2 separate regions of the Homo sapiens genome follow, and region 2 is linked to region 1. A link is an interaction called in ENCODE POLR2A ChIA-PET data of the cell type or tissue named here. Cell type or tissue: K562. All regions are shown on one strand. Each heading gives the region's core, and the rest is flanking DNA. Links, peaks and the distances in the headings are about the cores only.

Region 1 (11,827 bases), core at 1,941-9,940:
TTTGGGAGGCCGAGGTGGGTGGATCACCTGAGGTCAGGCGTTCCAGACCAGCCTGGCCAACATGGTGAAACCCTGTCTCCACTAAAAATACAAAAATTAGCCAGGCGTGGTGCCACACGCCTGTAATCCCAGCTATTTGGGAGGCTGAGGCAGAAGAATCACTTGAACCCCAGAGCCCGGGAGAGGGAGGTTGCAGTGAGACAAGATCCCGCCATTGCACTCCAGCCTCAGTGACAGAACCAGACTCCATCTCAAAAAAAAAAAAAAAAATGCTTTAAAGAGTATATAATACCATTCATCTCCTTCCTTCATTACTATTAAATCAGGAAACAAAGAGTTGTTTTTCCTATAGGATTCACATACTATTTTCCACTTGAAATGTACCCCGTTTCCATAGTAACTACCACTGATGTCACAGAATTTTTGCTGTTCCCACTTAAAGAACACTAAGGCAAAAAATACTTTTATGCATTTATTAAAATAGACGAAGAAAAATGTAAAATGGTTTATAAATGTATAAACTCAAAAGTATTTTTCCCCAAAGTTTGTCATCAAATATTACCCAGTTCTTAAAAGCATACACCTGAATATGTAAGTGTACTTAAAAAAAATACTAAAGTTGGCCGGGCGCGGTGGCTCACGCCTGTAATCCTAGCCCTTTGGGAGGCCGAGGCAGGTGGATCACTTGGGGTCAGGAGTTCAAAACCAGCCTGGCCAATATGGTGAAACCCCGTCTCTACTAAAAATACCAAAAAAATAGCTGGGCGTGGTGGCAGATGCCTGTAATCCCAGCTACTTGGGAGGCTGAGACACGAGAATCACTTGAACCTGGGAGGTAGAGGTTGCAGTGAGATGAGATCGTCGTCCACTGTACTCTAGCCTGGGCAGAGCAAGGCTCCATTTCAAAAAAAAAAAAAAAAAAAAAGAATACTAAAGTAAATTTAAATTTGGTATTTTAAATGACGTTAAAATTTAGGAAGTCAACTTTGTTAGCTAGTCAGGAGATTCTAGAATAAGCGATGGCTCAGGGGATTCTTTTTTTTTTTTTTAAGATTTTGGGTGTTTTGCTTATTTGTTTTGAGATGGGGTCTTGCTCTGATGCCCAGGCTGCAGTACAGTGGCACAATCACAGCTCACTGTGGCCTTGACCCCCAAGGCTCAAGACATCCTCCCATCTCAGCTTTCTGAGTAGCTGGGACCACAGGCATGCACTACCACAGTCAACTAATTTAGTTTTTGTAGAGACCAGGTCTCACTATGTTGCCCAGGCTGGTCTCAAACTCCTGGACTAAAGGGATCCTCCTGCCTCAGCCTCCCCAAAGTGCTGGGATTCCAGGAGTGGGCCACCACACCCAGCCTCGGGGAACTCTATAATCAACAAGACAGAAATTCAGACATTTTATTCAGGTTCTGCAAGTCTCTTCATTTTCTTCTACAGAGAAGTCTTGAAGAAAATCTCACCTCAAGTCAAGACCAAAAAAAAGGGTCTTAGACGGGCTCTTAGGTACTTTTTTGGGGGGAAATGAGGGAGAACATACTTTTGTTATGTGGACCAGATTTTTAAAGAATGAGAGTACACAATATTGAAACTTTCTTACTTTAATATTTTTTAGGTAAGTTGTTTATATCCTAGAGAAATTCCTGCATACATATACAAGAAGAACGAAACATGGTTCCTTGTTCACCAAAGTATTGTTGGTAACTACAAAAAAAAAAATTGGAACAACCTAAATACCCATGGATAAATAAAAAATAAGTCAGAGAATTGAAATTAATGCATAAGATCTAAATATTTACATATGGATAAGCTTCCACACCAACGTGGAATGAAAAAAATTAAATCAAGCAGCCAGGCGCGGTGGCTCATGCCTGTAATCCCAGCACTTTGGGAGGCCGAGGCAGGTGGATCACGAGGTCAGGAGATCGAGACCATCCTGGCTAACGTGGTGAAACCCCATCTCTACTAAAAAATACAAAAAATTAGCCAGGCGTGGTGGCACACACCTGTAGTCCCAGCTACTAGGGAGGCTGAGGCAGAAGAATGGCATGAACCCGGGAGGTGGAGCCTGCAGCGAGCCGAGATCGCGCCACTGCACGCCAGCCTGGGTGACAGAGCAAGACTCCGTCTCAAAAAAAAAAAAAAAAAAAAAATTTAAATTAAATCAAGCTACAAAATACAGTCTGAACCACTCACCATGTTTTAAACACAACACAATACTGTATATTATTTATGAAATATACAAATGTTATAAGCTATTTAAAAACCAGAAAGCATACACCACTTTCAGGACAGGTGCATATCTACGAAGAAAGGGTAAAAGAGAAAGGTTATTGGGTGAACCATTCAACTGCACAGTAACATTTTCTCTTTTAAAAAGGATTCAAAATCAATATGGCAAATATTATGTATTAGATTAATGCAATGGCTACTTGGGTATCTATTTTATCTTTCTCTGTCATTTTTGTAAGTTTGAAATACATTACAATTGTTTTTAATGAAACATTTTAATTTGCCTCAAAATTTACTTCCACAGACAGGCAAGAAAACTTACCTTTACTGAAATGACTCAATGAAATAATCCTCTCAACAACCCAGTAACTTAGCTATTAGTCCCATTTCACAGAGAGGAAATGTGGATCTTCGAAGATGTTTTTTTAAAAATTATTTAAGATTCTACAGTTAAAAGGTAATGCATGCATCAAGATTTCTATCTTTTAAACCCATGCTGTTTCCACTATACCAAACTGCTATTCGATGTTATAGGATAATTCTTAAACAGATCAATCACTGTTCCCCAGTGATACAGCCATAGAAAGGAGACTCAAATCAGTCCACATAATGATGCTTATCATTTAAAATAAATCCCTAGTATTAGCTAATCGACTCTTATGAGTAAAAAACTACAAGCGCAGAATAAGAATAGGTTTAAAGGGCTTGTTTTTGCTTGGGAAAGGTGGATTCGCTAACATCTGGTATTTGAGATTTCTAGCTCCCTAAAGTTCCAGATTAAACTAGATGTTTAGGAAAAAACTAGAGCAACCAAAATAATCACAATTACAAATACACATAACCCTTCCTTACCAGACATATCACGGGGCAAAAAACTGCTTACTAAAGAATGGTCAACACATTTGTAATTCAATTATTTATCATGGGCCTATGACTGAGTTAATACTGTCAATATTTAATTAGCCACAGCCACACCGTACAACAGTGAGTCTCACACCCACTAGAGTTTAAGAACCATCTGGGTAACTGGCTCAGAATACAGATTCTTAGACCCCACCTCCAGAGTCTGATTCAGCTGATCCATGGAGTCCAGAAATCTACATTTTTAACAAGCACCCCACTAACCAGCACCATGCTAATTCTGACACAAGGGGTGAAAGGTCTAGAACTGGAGGTGCATAAATCTTTATTCTTTCAATAGTCACTGAACACCTACAACACAGTTCTGAGAACTACAGATTCAGTAGTAAAACAAAATTAAGAACAACAACAAAAATCCTGCCCTTAGGAGTTTACATCCTAAAGACAGAGCAATAGAAAACATATGTGTGATGTCAGCTAGTGTTAAGTGCTACAGAGAAAAGTAAAGCGAGCCAAGGGAAATGGAGGCAGGAGTTGTCATTGAAGACAGTAGTCACAGATAACTTCTCCTACAAGATGACATTTGAGCAAAGAACTGAAAGACATGGACATCTGGAGGAAAAGAGGAAAACATTATTAGTAACTTTCTCATCCCTCAAAATAATTCACTGTATGAAATAATTTTAGGTGTTGTAGCTTTTACTACAGAAGAGTGAAAAACACAGAGTGCCGACTATGTGCCTATTATCTCTTTAAACCTCAAAATCACTTTGTGGAGTAGCTATGAGTTTCCTTGTTTCCATAAAGGAGTACACTGAAGCTCAGATAAAGCAATCTGCGAGGATACACATTTTGTAAGTAATCAACTGAGGATGCACAACCAGGTCTTTCTAATTGTCAAAATGCATCATCCTCCAACTAAGCCAAACTGTTAGCATCTTTATTATCAAATGAGCATGTCTGCTGAATAAACTCAGATCTGAATTCTTATATGCTCAGTACTTCTAGAAACCTGAAAAAAGCTACCAAAAATACAAGTTGTTTATTAAAAAGGTGGGGGGGGGGGTTATTTATCATCTTTATAACAAATCTTGGCATACAGCTATTTTTCCAAAAATTCCCTAGTTAATATGTATTTATACAGTCAGCAAATCATTTACACAGTCTCCCAATATTTGGGGAACAATTTTTTCTTCATAAACTTTCTAGAAGGGCAAGTATTAAATTGCATACCTTTAAAATATAAGATGCAATAAAAGTATATTTGCCCATCTTTGGCAAGATAAGCACATATATTTAAATATAAGTAAATGTGTAACTCACTGTTTCCTATTCACCAACTCCAACAATTCTCAGGACACCTACTATCCAATCTGTCATGAATTACGAGGAAGACCTCCCATCCTACCTACTTCACACTGGTAACTAGAGAGCAAGGCACTATACTAGACAGAAGTATAATTCAATAATAACAGTCTTTACTCTTAACGGTTCTAACACAAAAAGTATAAAAGGATACTGTAAAATAAAGGAAATGCTATTTGAGTACAAAAGTAGCCCTTTTTGGATTATCTAAACTAGGGTTATCAATAAAGACATTCTGAAGACGGCTGCACCTCTTAAGCCCTGAGGATCAGATTAAGGCTAACTTTAAAAATGTAGTCTAGGCCGGGCACAGTGGCTCACGCCTGTAATCCCAGCACTTTGGGAGGCCAAGGCAGGCAGATCATGAGGTCAGGAGTTGGAGACCAGCCTGACCAACATGGTGAAACCCTGTCTCTACTAAAAATACAAAAATTACCCGGGCGTGGTGGCGGATGCCTGTAATACCAGCTACTCAGGAGGCTGAGGCAGAAGAATCACTTGAACCCGGGAGGCAGAGGTTGCAGTGAGCCGAGATTGTACCACTGCACTCCAGCCTGGGCAACAGAGTGAGACTCCATCTCAAAAAATAAAATAAAATAAAATAAAAATAAAAGTATAGTCTGAGAATGTTGGACATCAACCCTGAGGAATACCACTGACAATTTCAGAGCAGAGGAGAGAGAGTCAAAGCTGTGTTGCAGAGATAAACTCAAAGTGATGAGTAAGAAGTGTAATGCGCAAATCAGATATAAGGCAATTTCAAGAGCCCGAATATAAAGTGAGAAGCCCAAAGTCAAGAGGTGACAGTAAAAATGGAAGAGCTAGTTCTTAAACATCATTCTCTGTGGCCTTAGGCCAAATTATTCCATATTTGTTATATGAAACACTCACTTTTCTTACATGCCTTATAAAACGACAATGTACTACATTCCTATTTCCGGAAGTATTTTTAGTACAATGACTCTAAGAGCTCCAAGATTTTGTAGCACACGGATCAAGAATTAATCGAAAACACAGAAGGTTTCCTTGACTCAGGCATATAGTTTAAGAATTCTCTTTTAGGCTCAAAAAATAACTTTGTTGGCTAGGCACAGTGGCTTGCGCCTGTAATCCCAGCACTTTGGGAGGCTGAGGCGGGTGGATCACGAGGTCAGGAGATTGAGACCATCCTGGCTAACACGGTGAAACTCCGTCTCTACTAAAAATACAAAAAATTAGCCATGCGTGGTGGCACACGCCTGTAGTCCCAGCTACTAGGGAGGCTGAGGCAGGAGAATGGCGTGAACCCGGGAGGCGGAGCTTGCAGTGAGCTGAGATCACGCCACTGCACTCCAGCCTGGGGTACAGAGCGAGACTCCGTCTCAAAAAAAAAAAAAAATTACTTTAAGAGTTGTAAAGTATCAAGCCATAAAAGAACTCTGAAATTTGGGATAGCCAGTTAGCAAGGGAATCATACACACACACACACACACACACACACACACAAATACACACACACACACACACACAAATACACACACACACAAATTTAGAATATTTAAATTTAGAATAGACACTTAGATCGAATAGGGCTACTATGACAAATTTCAAAAAGCTTTAAGCCAATACTCTGGAAATTTAGACACTAAGTTCCATTCTGCCACATCTCTCTACCTCAGATGACTGTTACAGCAGCAGTTTAAAAAAAGAGAAGGCCGGGCACAGTGGCTCACACCTGTAATCCCAGCACTTTGGGAGGCCGAGGCAGGCAGAACACCTGAGGTCAGGAGTTCAAGGCCAGCCTTGGCAACATGGTGAAACCCTGTCTCTACTAAAAATACAAAAAATTGGCCAGGAGCAGTGACTCACACCTGTAATCTTAGCACTTTCGGAGGCCAAGGTGGGTGAATCACGAGGTCAGGAGTTCGAGACCAGCCTGCCCAACATAGTGAAACCCCATCTCTACTAAAAATACAAAAAAATTAGCCAGGCGTGAGGGCGGGTACCTGTAGTCCCTTGGGAGTAGCTACTTGGGAGGCTGAGGCAGGAGAATCACTTGAACCCTGGAAGCAGAGGTTGTAGTGAGCAGAGATCATTCCTGGGTGACAGAATGAGACTCCATCTCAAAAAGAAAAAAATTCGCCAGGTGTGGTGGTGTGTACCTAAAATCCCAGTTACTCGGGAGGCTGAGGCAGGAGAATGGTTTGAATCTGGGAAGCAGAGGTTGCAGTGAGCCAAGATCGCGCCATTGCACTCCAGCCTGGGCGACAAGAGCTAAACTCTGTCTCAAAAAAAAAGAGGTAAGTATTCACTCAAATTCCAGACTTGGCTCAATACAGACAAAATTCCTACTACAAGAGCAGCCGTGAAAAGAAGGGAATGGTGCCAAAAGGAGACAAATAAACACCCCTCCAACTAGATAAAATGTGACTAATTTGAAAAAAAAAAAAAAAACAAAGATAAAGTCAGAGCTTCGCACTATACTCTCCTTTTGTCCCCTCTTAGTTTGGCAATTTGAGGGTACATGACAGGATTCCTTGTAGTAAATAAACACACACGCTCAAAAACAGGATGAAGGAAGGAGATGTTAGCACAGTTTTTAAGTTGCATTTTGAGCTCCTCAGATAATTTTTCCAGGAATTATCCAGTTACTTAAACCAATTATTTGCTCTATTTGGCTACAGGAAAATAGCCCCATTCCTTTTTTTATTAAACATACTCTAATACCATTTGGTCTTTCAGTTGCCTCTATCTAATTGCTTTTAAGTATTTTTTAAGCATCTCTTTTAGATTGAAAATTCTCAGAAATCAGGGTCAAATGTTTAAATTATGTCATAAAAAGTTACCAAAATACTGCCTATCTTTTTTATCTTCAAACCAGTGGCATAGCCTACACTTTGCTCTCTAAGATCTACCCATTCTTCAAAGCACGACAAAGCCTCCCTCTTCCATGAAGTATTCCTCAACAACTCTAGCACACGGCAATTTCTACTTCAGAACATATAAGCTTAACGATAAACTTAACTCACAAATATGCATAAAGTCTCTATGATCTACGTGAAAGCTTAGAACAAGCATCTGTCTACATTATTTTTTGTAGGTATTCACTATAAGCAGCTCAAAAGCCCTTTTATAAGGTAGGTACACAGTATGTCAACTAAAACTATCAAGGGAAAAAAGCTAATTATTTGTCTAAGTATGGTCCTCTATTTGCCTGTCCCATTCCGGCCTCTAGTCCCAAAAGAAAACTAACCCCAGCCCCTTCATGTCCTACCCTCAAGAGAAGAGATGATAACTTTGTGCACTTAGTACATGCCAAACACTTTAAGACATTATCTTTATTACTATTATTATTTTTTTTAGCAACAGAGTCTCACTATGTCGCCCAGGCTCAGCTCCATCCTGCAGCCTCAGCCTCCCAAAGTGCTGGGATTAAAGGCACGAGCCACCGCACACAGCCAAGACATTATCTTTTAATCTTAGAACTTTTCAGGTAGGTTTTTTTTTAGGTTTTAAGAAACTAAAACTTATTTGTAGAGATCTGAACCTAGCTTCTAAGCTTGCTTTTCTTCTACCACGCTACTAGGCACTGAAACAGATGCCCACTCTCCGACAATAAAAAGAGATACGAATAAACAATCAATATATGATTAACAATTTAAGGCCGGGCGCGGTGGCTCATGCCTATAATCTCAGCACTTTGGGAGGCCAAGGCGGGCAGATCACGAGGTCAGGAGATCGAGAACATCCTGGCTAACACGGTGAAACCCCGTCTCTATTAAAAATACAAAAAAAAATTAGCCGGGCATGGTGGCGGGCGCCTGTAGTCCCAGTTACTACAGAGGCTGAGGCAGGAGAATACCATGAACCCGGAAGGCGGAGCTTGCAGTGAGCCACTGCACTCCAGCCCGGGGAACAGAGCAAGAATCCATCTCAAAAAAAAAAAAAAAAAAAAAACCGCCCATTTAAAACAACTTTTTTTTTTTTTTTGAGACGGAGTTTCACTCTTTTCACCCAGGCTGGAGTGCAATGGCGCGATCTCGGCTCACTGCCACCTCCGCCTCCAGGGTTCAAGTGATTCTCCAGCCTCAGCCTCTGGAGTAGCTGGGATTACAGGCGCTTGCCACCATGCCCAGCTAATTTTTGTATTTTTAGTAGAGATGGGGTTTCACCATGTTGTCCGGGCTGGTCTCGAACTTCTGACCTCAGGTGATCCTCCCACCTTGGCCTCCTAAAGTGCTGGGATTACAAACGTAAACCACCACGCCCGGCCTAAAACAACTTTTTTTTTTTTTTGAGGAGTCTCGCTCTCTCTCCCAGTCTGGAGTGCAGTGGCGCAATCTCGGCTCACTGCAAGCTCCACCTTCCGGGTTCACACCATTCTCCTGCCTCAGGCTCCCCAACAGCTGGGACTACAGGCGCCTGCCACCACGCCCGGCTAATTTTTTGTATTTTTAGTAGAGATGGGGTTTCACTGTGTTAGCCAGGATGGCCTCTATCTCCTGACCTCATGATCCACCCACCTCAGCCTCCCAAAGTGCTGGCATTACAGGCGTAAGCCACCGCACCTGGACTCTAAAATAAGGACTTTTTTTTTTTTTTTTTAATTTGAGACGGAGTTTCACTCTTGTTGCCCAGGCTGGAGCGCAATGGTGCAATCTCAGTTCACCTCAACCTCCACCTCCCAGGTTCAAGCGATTCTCCTGCCTCAGCCTCCCTAGTAGCTGGGATTACAGGCATGTGCCACCACGCCCGGCTAATTTTGTATTTTTAGTAGAGGCGGGGTTTCTCCATGTTGGTCAGGCTGGTCTCGAACTCCCCACCTCAGGTGATCCGCCCGCCTTGGCCTCCCAAAGTGCTGGGATTACAGGCATGAGCCACTGCACCCAGCCATAACAACTTTTTAAAAGCACTCCAATAGCATGCCTAAAGACTAAGACTACCACTAATAAGTTCAAAAAAATTGCCAATTTATTTAAGAAAAACATGAAAGAAACCAACACACACAATTCTCACCAAAAAAATACAAAATTAAAAAGCAAATATGAAAAATAATTTCCTGCATGCAAACAGGCTTTTACAAAACAATAAAAGAAATACTGGGAAATGCTCAAAAAATATTAAAAAGCAATTAATAAAAAGAAGTCAGAGCTGGGCACAGTAACTAACGCCTGTAATCCCAGCACTGAGAGGTGGAGGTTGGAGGATCGCTTAACCCCAGGAGTTCGAGACTAGCCTGGGCAACATAGTGATACCTCATCTCTAAAAAAGTAAATAAACTAATTCACATTTTCAATTTCCATATCACTATTCCAACATCAACTACAATCAAAAAATTGCAAATTAAACTGTAATATGCCCATTTTTACCTATATGTTGGCATTTATTTTTAATTAACACCCACTGTGAACAAAGATACTTGCAAACAAGCACAAACCTAACCCTGATGAATAAATGGGTAAAACCTTTCTGAATGGATCTAGCTTTTTCTTGAAAATGTACATGTCAGGCCAGGTGCAGTGCCTCACACCTGTAATCCCAGCACTTTGGGAGGCCAAGGTGGGTGGATCACCTGAGGTCAGGAGTTCAAGACCAGCCTGACCAACATAGTGAAACCCCCATCTCTACTAAAAATACAAAATTAGCTGGGCGTGGTGGCACATGCCTGTAATCCCAGCTACTTGGGAGGCAGAGGCACGAGAATCAGTTGAACTCAGAAGGTAGAGTGAGCCGAGACTGCTCTACTGCACTCCAGCCTGGGCGACAGAGTAAGACTCTGTCTCAAAGAAAAAATAAATAAATTTTTTTAGTAGAGACGGGGTTTCACTATGTTGGTCAGGCTGGTCTCGAACTCCTGACTTTGTCATCCACCCGCCTTAGCCTCCCAAAGTGCTGGGATTACAGTCGTGAGCCACCATGCTCGGCCAATTTTTTTTTTTTAATTAGCCAGGCATGGTGGCACACACCTGTAAGTCCCAGCTACTCAGGAGACTAAGGCAGGAGGTTCACTTGAGCCCAGAAGGTGGAGGCTGCATATTTGAGACCCTATCTCAAAAATAAGTACATAAATAAAAAATAAAAATTAAAGTGCTGATAAAAAGAAAACAGCAATTTATGAAGATGCTATTAATAGCCATCTTGAAAAAATTCTAAGAACAGGGGTGTTTTCCCGTCAAAACTCCTCTCGGATTTGTCATTAAAAAAAATCAAAGCCGGGCGCGGTGGCTCACGCCAGTAATCCCAGCACTTTGGGAAGCCGAGGCAGGTGGATCACGAGGTCAGGAGATTGAGACCATCCTGGCTAACACGGTGAAACCCCGTCTCTACTAAAAAAAATACAAAAAATTAGCCGGGCGAGGTGGCGGGCGCCTGTAGTCCCAGGTACTCGGGAGGCTCAGGCAGAAGAATGGCGTGAACCCCGGGGGGCGGAGCCTGCAGTGAGCCGAGATCCCGCCACTGCACTCCAACCTGGGCGACAGCGAGACTCCGTCAAAAAAAAAAAAAAAAAAAAAGAAAGAAAATCAAGACCGGGCGGTCGCTCACACCTGTAATCCCAGCACTTTGGGGGCCGAGGTGGGTGGATCACCTGAGGTCAGGAGTTTGAAACCAGCCTGGTCTGTCTCTACTAAAAATACAAAAATTAGCCGGGCACGGTGGCGGGCACCTGTAATCTCAGCTGCTCGGGAGGCTAAGGCAAGAGAATCACTTGAACCTGGGAGGCGGAGGTTACAGTGAGCCAAGATCGCGCCACTGCGCTCCAGCCTGGGAGACAGAGTGAGACTCTGTCCCAAAAAAAAAAAAAAAAAAAAAAAAAAAAAAAAAATCAACCCAGCCAGCACAGTGGCTCATGCCTGTAATCCCAGCACTTTGGGAGCCCAAGGCGGGCGGATCACTTGTGGTCAGAAGTTTGAGACCAGCCTGACCAACGTGGTAAGACCCGTCTCTACTAAAAAATACAAAAATTAGGCGTGGTAGCGGGTGCCTGTAGTCCCAGCTACTTGGGAGGCTGGGGCAGAAGAATCTCTTGAACCCAGAGGTGGAGGTTGCAGTGAGCCAAGACTGTGCCACTGCACTCCAGCCTGAGTGACAGAGCAAGACTCGATCTCAAAACGAAACAAAACAAAACAAAACAAAAAAATCAACCCCTGGCCCAGCAGGGTAGTGCAAGCCTGTAGACCTAGCTACATAGTAAGCTGAAATGGCGGGGGTGGGGGGTGCACCCCAGAAGTTCAAGGTTGCAGCGAGCTATGATTGAGCCACTGCACTCCAGCCTGTGCAACAAGGCTAGCCCCTATCTCGGGGGGGAAAAAAATAAGGAAAAAAATACAAAAAGATAAAAAAGATTAGGAAATGGCAAAAATCAACTCCCCCATTCTGATAAAGGTGAAATTA
Region 2 (11,827 bases), core at 1,491-9,490, 1.3 Mb before region 1:
GAAAATTATAATCATTGCCCACAAAGAGCTGCAACATGTTCAACAGGAATAAAATAATTAAGTCTCTGTTCTCTTCTTTAAAAAAAATCTATATTTAAATGCTGGTTTTAATATACAATAATGGTACTTCCTTTCATATATTGTATTGTGTCTTTTAGCCCAAATTATTTAAAATAACCAAAAAACTCAAATAGAGGAAAGAGAGGCGGGTGCCATAGCATGCTTGTAGTCCCAGCTACTCAGCAGGCTGAGGCAGGAGGATTGCTTGAGCCCAAGAGATTGAGACAAACCTCTGCAACACAGCAAGACCCTGTCTGAAAGACACACACAAACAAAGATACTTTATTTTAAATATATTAAATGTGATATGATTATTATTATTTATTGCCCAATAATGTACAATGAACCACAGCACACCAAAATTCTTTGGCATGATTATACTGGAAAGAAATCAATAGTTTATTTTACTATTAATATTTTACATAATATTTGATTTCTCCCTCCAGATCCTCGAATTATTTGCTATATTACAGTATATAGGAAGCATTTCAGTGTATTAATCAAAAGTGCACACTTTGAAGATAAACCAGCTAGATTTGAATCCAAGCTCTGCCACTTAACTACCTCTAAGTCTTGGGTAAGTTAAGTTTCTTTAAGTCTCTCAATCTGAGATTCTTCATCTATAAAATAGGGCTAAAGGCCTCATAAGTTGCAACACAGTCAAAAAGCTAATACAAAAGGCTGAAAACGAGACCCAGAACACAGTAAGGAGTCAACAAGTATCAGCTACTCTACATGAAGAAAAATAAAATGGTGGCCTTCCTTTGCACAGTAAGTCAGTGGGAGAGCCTTTGTCAAGACTCTATAATACGGTGAAGAATTGTAAAGAAAAATTTTTATCAGATACCACAAATTTTTAATTTACCTTCATAAGTTTTTGGAGGTAACAAAGCCAAGATATCATAAAGTCTTAAACGGACCATTGCAGCACTAGCTTTCAGATGAGCTCCATGGGCTTTCATTACAGATGGAATGCTAAAATATCAAAAACATAGTTGGTAATGGCTTACCAGAATAAGTATTACTTATAAATTTTTTTAGCAATGTATCAATGTACTGCCAAACTACACTGATAAGTATACACTTTCATTTTAGCTTATGTTGTGATCTTTGCTGTAACAAAAACACTTTAAGATACAACTGTATTTCAATCCACACCATTGCTGTAATTTTTAAAGTTATATTACAAAAATAAAGTTTTATGTTTCCTAGATGATTCTAGAAGAAAGCACAAAATATGGCTGAGAAGTATATTATTAATATATAAAATAGGATGTGAACTTGTCTCAATCGCTTACTTACTGTGACATCATAGTCATGGCACATTCAATAGGGGTCATCAATTTTCGAATCACATCTTCAGTTAGTAGCTCAGGACAATGTGCAACGAAGCTCCTCATGGCTAGATAAAATGTTTAAAAGGACAGATTTGGAGTAGCTTTTGTGAACATGAATTAATTTATAAAATTGTATAAATATAAAGGCAGTTGTAATACTTAATTATTATAACGTATAAGGTTCTGAAACCATGTCGAACCAAAAGAAAAACTTGCAACAACTACAAAGAAAAATCGTGGAAAAGGCTAGAAAAAAGGTGGATAGAAAAATGGAGGAAGAGAAGGTACTGGTTAGAGAGATTCTTCGGGTGGAAATTCAGAGGACTATGATCCCATAGGAATTCAGATGACTACAAAGAAAGAAATTTTAAGGCATTGTTTATACACATATACATTTATGTGTATAAACAATGCCTTAAAATTTACATGAAATTTTTACATATATTAAATATATTTTTGCAACTTTTACAGATATATATGTATATGTGTGTGTGTGTGTGTGTGTGTGTGTGTGTGTGTGTGTGTATATATATATATATATATTTTTTTTTTTTTTTTTTTGAGAGAGTCTCACTCTGTCAACCAGGCTGGAGTGCAGTGGCGGAATCTCGGCTCACTGCAACCTCCACGTCCTAGGTTCAAGCAATTCTCCTGACTCAATCTCCTGAGTAGCTGGGACTACAGGCAAGCACCAGCACGCCTGGCTAATTTTTGTATCTTTAGTAGAGACAAGGTTTCACCATATTGGTCAGGCTGGTCTAGAACTCCTGAGAGTGATCCACCCGCCTTGGCTTCCCAAAGTGCTGGGATTACAGGCATGAGCCACAGCACCCGGCCACTACATATATTTTTGCATTTTGAATTTTTACATATATTTGTGTAAATATATATGTATATAAACAAAAATGGTCCAGTGAGAAAAAAATATTTTTATTGGCCCCTTAGCAATAGAGCCTAGACTAAAACACCTCCTAGATGTGTGAGAGTAAAGGTGCCCCCTTGCCTGGCTGCCCTTGTGGTGAAACATGTATCTCTCTCCCAGTTTGGAAAAAGAAGTAGTTTTCACTCTGAGATAAACCAAAAAAGAACTGGTACATCCAATGTCATTCTAGTTATCAAACGAAACAAAACCTGAGCGTTTCCTGTAAGCTGTTAACTCCCAGACAAAAACAACTGTATCCGTTATTTTTGTAATGTTGATATCTGAAAAATATATGAAGGTTTGGAGATTTGATAAGGATGTGAAAAAACAGCTGTTTCTCCATTATGAAAAGACTAACTGCAAATGCCAATAACTTTGGTAATCCTGAGTTTCTTTTTCTTTAAATAGCTGTTGGGTATTTTTTCTTTTTTTTATACATGGTGACTCAGTGCTTCTTTGACAGGTAAGATAGCAACAAGTGGGAATAAGAGGCCTGGGTTCTAGTTCCTGTCTAACCACCAGGTCTAAACACTTTTTCAGAGTCTGGGTTTCATTTTTATTACAAAATTAGCAAACTGAAGTGGATCATTTATAAAGTTTCTATTTAAATCTAAAAGCCTATGAATTTATCATTACCTAGTAAAATAAAAAACTATAAAATAGTGATTTTTCTTTTACTTTACAAATATTTTAGTTATGTCATAATATTGTGAAGCACAATCCTTTCAGTTCTTACCACATAGAGCTCCAGCACGACCTTCCAAAGTTACCTGCCAGGTAAAAGAATCGCCTCGGGCCTTCTCAGCTTCCAATTCCTTTAAGGAACGTGGGAAAACATTTCGCCACAATAACAACATCTTGGGCAGATGGTAACGAACGACAGATGGTCCTAGCCAAGAAAATGAGAATACAAAACCATGTATATGTAACATACCTTACAAACAAGTGTCAAGCAAAATGAGCCCAACACAAACTTTATGTAATTTTAGAGATGAAAATAGAGTAAAATACTGATGTTTAACAATATCTGTTATTTCACTCTATTTTTATCTCTAAAATTACATTATTTTCAACCTTTATTCACTGATTAAAATATAGATCAAAGCATAACAAAATTCACCTTAAACTGTCAATATTTTTAGAATCCAAACATAAAATACACAAAAAGCAATTTTTAAAGGATAACCCAACTGTATTGAGAATGGTGGATTGCATATTATCAATAAAATATATCTGAGACACATTCTATGAGGTCTTTTTCATATACATATGTATATAAACAAATATACCCACTCACACACACATACAGATACATATTCCTTAGTTTTGGGGGCAATTTATGTGGTTAATTTAGTTTCATGGAAAGGCAATATATTCAGACCTAGGAATCTATATTTACATTGCTAAAAAATTCATTTAACATACCACTGAACATACTTAACATAAACTTCTGGAAATGAGTTGCAACTTTTTGTTTTCTTCAGAAAAGAAAAGTAGGTCAAAGTATAATTTCCAACAGATAGATGCTTAGATCTGTGTCATAACTTTGTAGTACATATATGCACACACTTTTTACAGCAGCAGCTAAACATATGAACTAAAATATGAACATACCCCATCACAATAATAGGTATTTTTGTACTATGTACAATGTTAAATTTTGCCTACAATGCAGATTTGTCACACTACTTAAGAGTGAAACACATTAAGGGTTACCCCAGAAAAGCAGCACTAACAATACCAATTAAATGTGACTTTACCACTCTTCTAAAATCACACTGCTGGTTTTCACTTAGGGTATGAAATTTTCCCTCATATTTTCATCTCTTTTAAACACTAAACTCATCAGGTAGACAAAGGTTATTCTGATGGTAAAGGTGAAACTTTGCTAACAACTTTCTCATTAAATGTACTTAAGCAATAATTACCAAAAAGAGAAATCTACTAGCAAATGACGAGGAAAACATCTTTACACCATTTTTACAACTTCAATGAAAATCCAGAATGTGAAGCTTAACACTTTTAAATTAAATTTGCTTTACAGGCTACTGACAGTTATAGCGTGACAAAAATCCTACTCAAATATAATTATACCTAAAGTCATAAGTGCTCCAAGTAAAAGCCAGCCAGCTTGGGTGCGCTGTAAAGATAGCCTGCTATTTTGGGCAGCAGTTCGTAAAAGATCTTCAGCAATACTAACTACCATCTGCAAGAAAAGTTTAGAATTGGATTTTAATTCAAACAAGTTAAATTAAATAAGGAAACAGATAACTAGCATACATTACTTAAAAGAAGTTGTTGGCTGGATGCGGTGGCTCATGCCTGTAATCCTAGCACTTTGGGAGGCTGAGGCAGGCAGATTGCCTGAGCTCAGGAGTTCAAAACCAGCCTGGGCAACACGGTGAAACCCTGTCTCTACCAAAAAATACAAAAAAATTAGCCAGGCATGGTGGTGGGCACCTGTAGTCCCAGCTATTTGGGAGGCTGAGGCAGGAGAATTGCTTGAACTGGGGAGGCGGAGGTTGCAGTGAGCAGAGATTGCACTACTGCACTCCAGCCTGGGTGACAGAGCGAGACTCCGTCTCCAAAAAAAAAAGAAGTTGTCCTCTCGTGTTATTAGCATGTTTTTGAAAGAGGCAACATCAAGACCTGGTTAGTCTTGATTGCACTGATGACTCTGAAGAGACCCAGAACAGTGTAGTAGTTAAGGACAAGCTCTAGGGCCAAATGCCATCTCTGCCATTTACTCGCATTCTCATTTAGCACTGCTTAGTTCCATCACTGGTAAAACAGAAATAATAGGAATGCCTATCTCAGCCTTGCAAGGATAAAATAAGTTAATACAGCATCTATGCTACTACTTTGTCATTTCATCATGTGACAAATCCACTTCTCATTTTTCCTGTGTCTTCTAAGACTGTAAGCTCCAAAAGATTAGCTTACTTATTTGTTTGTTTTTTAGAGACAGGGTTTCACTCTGTCACCCAGGCTGGGGTGCAGTGGCACAATCATAGCTCGGTGTAACCTGGAATTCCTGGGCTCAAGGGATCCTCCTACCTCAGCCTCCTGAGTAGGTAGGACTACAAGTGTATGCCAACATACTTGGAAAATTTTAAAAATTTCATTTTTTATTTTTTGTATGACAGGGTCTCACTATGTTTCCCAGGTTGGTCTCAAACTTCTGACCTAAAGTGATCCTCCAGCCTCGGCCTCCCTAGGCATTGGGATTACAGGTCTGAGCCACCACGCCCAGGCAAGGTTAGCTCAATGGTAGATGCATAATAGGAGTTCAACAAATCTTTGAATGTGGAATAATAGTGCTAATAATGACAGCATTTATTTAGTGGTCACATGGGCTAGCACTGTTCTCGGTACTTTGCTGTATTAACATCCACACAGAATGGCTAGTATAGACTTAAATTTGGTGCAGCTGAATAAGAGGGGAGATGAAACTCTAAGAGGTTAGCAGAGCAAAGGCTTCGAAGCTGAAAAAGGCCAGGGAAGGAAGGAAGATAACTAGTCTAATTAGAGCAACAGGAAATTTGAATGAACGGCGGAATGAAGTCAAATTATAAGATACCAGTTTACCAGACAAAGGAGATTATATTTTACTCTCTGAGTACTGGGTAGTCCCTAAGGGTCTCTGGGCAAATGTAAAATATGAAAGTGGTATGAGGAAGATGGGACGTGTGGGGAAGATGGAAAGTCTGAGGAAGATGAGAATGAGGAAGCAACGATATGACAAAGTGAGAGGGAAGTCTGGATTTCATCGGTAGCTATGCAACTGCTATGAATGGACATGGGCTTAATGTCCCAGAAAAAAAATCAAAATTTAAAACTCTAGCCCCAATCTGCCTATGTAAAGTTTCAAATAATATTTATATAAACACTTAAGATTACTGAGAAGAAAACCATGATAGTAGTATACAACAGAAAGAAAGGAGAAAAAAAAGCTACTCATATTTTTTATTTTATTTTATTTTTTGAGACGGAGTCTTTCTCTGTCACCCAGGCTGGAATGCAGTGGTGCAACCTCAGCTCACTGCAACCTCCGCCTCCTGGGTTCAAGTGATTCTCCTGCCTCAGCCTCCCAAGTAGCTGGGATTACAGGCATGGGCCACAATGCCCGGCTAATTTTTCTGTATTTTTAGTAGAGACAAGGTTTCACCATGTTAACCAGGCTGGTGTCAAACTCCTGATCTCAAATGATCCACCTGCCTCGGCCTCTCAAAGTGCTGGGATTACAGGTATGAGCCATCATGCCCGGCCATGATTTATTAAAACCACTCAATTTTTACTAAACATTATCAAAATGCTAAATATTACAATAGCGTATTATCCTGACATCTTTGAATATATAGCAATGTGAACTTTTATTTCTAAAAGCTGAAAGAAAAGCTCTGACTTTCAAATAATTACTATATCTAAGGTTGGGTTTTTTTTTTTTTTTTTTTTTGAGACAGGGTAGGTCTTGGTCTGTCACCCAGGCTGAAGGACAGTGGCATGTTCATAGCTCACTGTAACCTCAAACTCCTGGGCTCAAGTGATCCTTCCAACCCATCCTCCCCAGTAGCTAGGACCATGAAGTTGGCTAACTTTTTTTATTTTTTGTAATGATGGGGTCTCACTATGTTGCCTAGGCTGTTTTTTTTCTCTTTCCCTCTAAAATAAATTATAACATGTTACTAGACTTGGACAAAATCTATTATCCTTACATCAGAATTAAATATCAAATTATAATAGGGTCTGTTAACACCATAGTAAGAACACTATGTTTTATGATAACATAGTACAACTGTTATTTGACCACCCTGTTCAACACTAAACACAGCAGCGTTCCTATAAAGACCAAAGCCCACGTGACAGCATTCCCAAGTCTAGGATCTCCGTCATACCTTTCCTTTGGCATGAGGAATGCCCAAAGGACACTGATGTACTCCACCTAACAAAGCAGCCATTGCAAAACTATATCCACTGACAGCTTCTGGTGAGGTCTTCAAGTTGTTGAGCCGTTCTGCACACCTGTCTAGAAATGGTGTCAGCTGGAAAGGTAATGCCACAGCCACACAGCGCAAACACCATGCAGCAGCAAGTCGGGCAGCCATGCTTGGATGAAGCAGCACTGAAGTCACAATCTCCAAAAGCCCTAAACAAGAAATACTCAAAATATTACTCTTTAATGAAGTCAAATGATTTCAGAAACTCAAATACTATCTAAAAAACAATAACTGAAATGACAATCACCAAGCTTTCACACATATAGATCCACAACTTTGCCTAAAACTACATACAGTAGAGTACTTCAAAGGAACATTTTCTATGAAGAACATAGTACAATTATATTCAATATTGATGTAAAATTTAATAGAAGTCTTCAACAAATTTTAGTCAATTTTTATAAAAAAACTACCACAATTGCTTTTGATTTCTGTTCCAAAACTTTATTTAACCATTTAATTCAATATTCTTTACAAGGAAACTTTTTTTTTTTTTGAGACTCACTTTGTCCCCCAGGCTGGAATGCAGTGGCATGATTTCGGCTCACTGCAACCTATGCCTCCTGGGCTTAAGCAATTCTCCTGCCTCAGCCTCCCAAGTAGATTACAGGCACGTGTCACCACAGCTGGCTAATTTCTGTATTTTTAGTAGAGACAGACTTTCACCATGTTGACCAGGATGGTCTTGAACTCCCGATCTCAAGTGACCTGCCCACCAGGGCCTCCCAAAGTGCTAGGATTATAGGCACGAGCCACCACGCCCAGCCTATCACAATGAATATTAATTTAAGTAAAACCTGATGATCTGAAGTGCTAATGATGATGATAAGCAACTAATCAGGAATTAAATATCAATCACACTTATGACTGAAAAAAGTGGAAACACATACTAGCAAGTAACTGAATGTCATACCTATAGATGCTTCTTGAATAAGAGGGGATGCGGTGGCATTCAAGCTCTGCACCAGGCTCCCGAGTTCCTGGAGGGCACAGACCATCACATGCTGGCTTGCTGCAATGTCTGCTGCGCCAGATTTGTTTTCTCCACTTGTGTCATTCACTACTGCTTCTGGAAACACAAAATCATGTCTTTGACATAGGAGAAATGAATTGTGGTATGATTTTTTTGGTCTATACAATTTATGATTTTAGCCATACCAGTTGATGTCCGAGTGTTAAAAACTATGCAGTTATTTCTCAATAGAAAACTTGTAGAACTAAACACTGAAGTGACTTAAAAATGTTGTTTAATAGCTTTATAATAATGCTAAAATATATACTGAGATACATCTTTGCTTCCAGGAATACAACCTAATTTTAGCAAGCAGCAGCAATCCAGTGTATAAAAGCACAGATACTGCAGAAAGAAGACTCGGGTTCAAATCCCAATTCCACTAGTTATATTAGTTATGTGACATTGAGCAAGATGTTCAATTTTTCTGTCCCAATTTCCTTATCTGTTAATGGGCTTACATGCCTATTTCAAACGGTACTGTGGTGATTAAAAAGTCAGTGCATATAAAGAATTTAACACAATGCTGCCCATAATACACATTCAATAAATGTTAACAGCTATTATTACTTTATTACCATTGCTACTTTAAGTGTTCCAATATATTGGAGGTATCTGTTAAATTACTGACCAGAAAATGAATCTATAAGGAAAATGCCTTAAGTTACCTCTTACTGGAATGTTTCTGTAAGTTCCCATTAATTAACCTTGCTGCCTGCTACCCCAACCTTTTAGCTTCCACTAGAATCGAAATGTGTTTGACAAGAGACAACCAAAGATCGCTTGCCAAACTACTAATTGAGAATACATTCTGGCCCACAAATCCCCAATACGTATCATTATATTTAATTCTGCTTTCAGGATTTAAAAAAAAATCAAATAACGAATTTATGACCTTAACATTAAGAACCTTTAAATGATAGTAAAACTTTCTTTTTTGCATTCATTATTAATTAATAGACTATAAAATACATAATACAGACTAGGATATAATGGATTAATAAATTGAAGACTATAATTAAATTTTTTTTTTTGAGACAGAGTCTTGCTCTGTTGTCCAGGCTGGAGTGCGGTGGTGCCATCTCAGCTGACTACAACCTCTGCCTCCTGGGTTCAAGCAGTCCTCCCAACTCACCCTCCTGAGTAGCTGGGACTACAGGTGTACGCCACCACGCCTGATTAATTTTTGTATTTTTTAATAGAGACAGGGTTTCGCCATGTTGGGCAGGCTGTTTTTGAAGAACTCCTGGCCTCAAGTGATCCACCCATCTTGGCCTCCCAAAGTGCTGGGATTACAGGCATGAGCTACCATGCCTGGCCAAATAACTCTTGTTTTTAGGTATTTCTGGACTTGGAAATGCATAAACTCTAGCTTTTGATTGCTAAACTTTAAGCTCCCTGAGGATAGGTGCTGTATGCATCTGGCTTGCTATTTTACTCCCACCATTTGACGCGGTGTTTCTGGCACTAAACATTTCCTCAATGAATCAATGTGCAAATTATTCTTTAAGTTGTGAATCTAAGACAGATGACTATTTTAGCATATTTAAGGAATGATATCTCATTAATTTAAACACTTTAATTCACGATTCATAATTTTCAGTTAGCTCTATACATTTAAAACTAGTTTACTGGCTGGGCGTGGTGGCTCATACCTGTAATCCCAGCACTCTGGGAGGCCAAGGCAGGTGGATCACTTGAGGTCAGGAGTTTGAGACCAGCCTGGCCAATGTGGTGAAACCCTGTTTCTACTAAAAATACAAAAATTAGCAGGGTGTGTGGTGGCACACGCCTGTAATAACAGCTGACTCAGGAGGGTGAGGCAGGAGAATAATTTGAACCTGAGAGGTGGAGGTTGTAGTGAGCCAAGATCGCACCACTGCACTCCAGCCCGGACAGCAGAGCTAGACTCTGTCTCAAATAAAATAATATAAAATAAAAAATAAAACGAGTTTACTAAGTAAGCCATTATAAACAACAAAAACTACAACTATTTATATTTTTTTACTAATTTCATAAAACATTTCATACATATATCTCTAAAAAATAAATTATTGATATTTATTCATTAAATCCTTATTTCAAAAGACCTCTATTAGTCAATATAATTTCCCTTATTAAAGTTAGTATAGTGAAATAGTGAATAATAGTGAAAAAACTAAACTTTTAGAATTTATATTTTTGCCTTGCTTTTAGTATTGCTTTTATATTTAGTTTATAACTGGATTAAAAGCTCCATGAAGGGAGAAACTTTATCTCATTCATTATTTAAACCCTGAATTACTGCTCTGCAAATCTAAGACAATAACTATTTATTAAATTGAAAAATTTATAAAACTGGTATTTTAGAAAAGAATTTCTTGTAATTATGTATAACTGAGGTTTCACAGTACATCTTACAGCGGGCTAATAACCATCTGTAATTGTTCCTCTCTAAGTTTTCATATTAAGCCTACGAGGGGAGGAAAAGAAACAATAAAAATATATGTTTATAAAACAACAGGCTCTAAAAGCAGAAAGAGGACAATAGATTACTCCTTGAAGACAGCAACCAATGTGCTGCTGCATGCCAGAAAAGTTATAAAATCCGTATAGGTACTAGAAATAAAACAGAAAACACAATCTTACCAACATACCACCCAAATCTTTAAAAACTCTATTTCACTGTAATTATGTGATTTTAATATCAAATAAGAGTACTCAATAAAAATCACTATGAAAACACACAGAAAGATAAACTAATCAGTCTTATGGATATTTATTAAGAATCATAATAAAGAACTAAATGACTAAGGTAATCAACACACATAATGATACTGATTCTTACCTACGGCTTTCATTTGTTTTCCAATAGCTTGGCAGATTTCTTTGGCAGCTGCAATCTGGGCTTTTTCACCTAGCAAACTGCCCACAGTAGCTCTTAGGATAAAGGAAACACATCGTCTGGAGTACACAGCCTCCACATGTGTTTGTGTTGCCCGAGGATGGGAAACCAGATCAAGTACATGGGACAGGAACGTGGCAAAGCTGCGCTCCAACCACTGACCACCCAATGTTGTCACAAAAACAACATACGCCTGTAAAAAGAGGAAGGTACGACTTCAGATACACTTACATAACTGAACAGAAATCAAAGATAAAGCAACTACTAAAATAACTGATAACAGCATGCTGAATGAATTGTATTTGAGGCTAAAACAGAGAAAATTTAAACTTGAGGTCTTTTTACTACTTCTGGAATACGAATTATTAGTGAAGTATCTTTGACCAAAAAACAGTTCTTAAGATAACAACTTCATGAAGAACACAAAGGGACAGCAGTGAGAGGGAAGGGAAGCTGAATTTACCCCAGTGATCGGGAAGGTAACAGGTTACAGAAACAAGAAAACCTTAACATCCTAAATAAACACTGACTTAGAGCTATAAAACCCTTACGTACGACTTTTTCTGTAAGTTAAAAAATTGTTTACTTATATTTTATACTTGTTTCAGGATCAAG

What was found. Peaks named below come from ENCODE experiments on the same cell type or tissue, not always from the same donor. Only the 100,000 strongest peaks of a DNase experiment are listed, where the experiment ranks them.
Region 2: POLR2A ChIA-PET joins it to region 1 with 6 read pairs; 3 of 35 experiments call an interaction of 5 or more read pairs at or near these places.

What each region holds. Positions count from the first base shown.
Region 1 is chr2:38,359,225-38,371,051 of GRCh38, forward strand. All of the region lies in intron 1 of ATL2 (atlastin GTPase 2), which reads right to left. Among named protein-coding and RNA genes, the nearest start is that of ATL2, 12 kb to the right of the region's middle. In K562, for the core only: no CTCF peak of the experiment used is centred there; a DNase peak (open chromatin) is centred at 5,187; H3K4me3 peaks cover 1,040 bases.
Region 2 is chr2:37,057,526-37,069,352 of GRCh38, forward strand. HEATR5B (HEAT repeat containing 5B) reads right to left here. Exons shown (of 36, transcript NM_019024.3): 8 at 11,156-11,405; 9 at 8,230-8,385; 10 at 7,215-7,465; 11 at 4,414-4,525; 12 at 3,056-3,208; 13 at 1,363-1,462; 14 at 926-1,035. Among named protein-coding and RNA genes, the nearest start is that of HEATR5B, 21 kb to the right of the region's middle. In K562, for the core only: no CTCF peak of the experiment used is centred there; no DNase peak of the experiment used is centred there.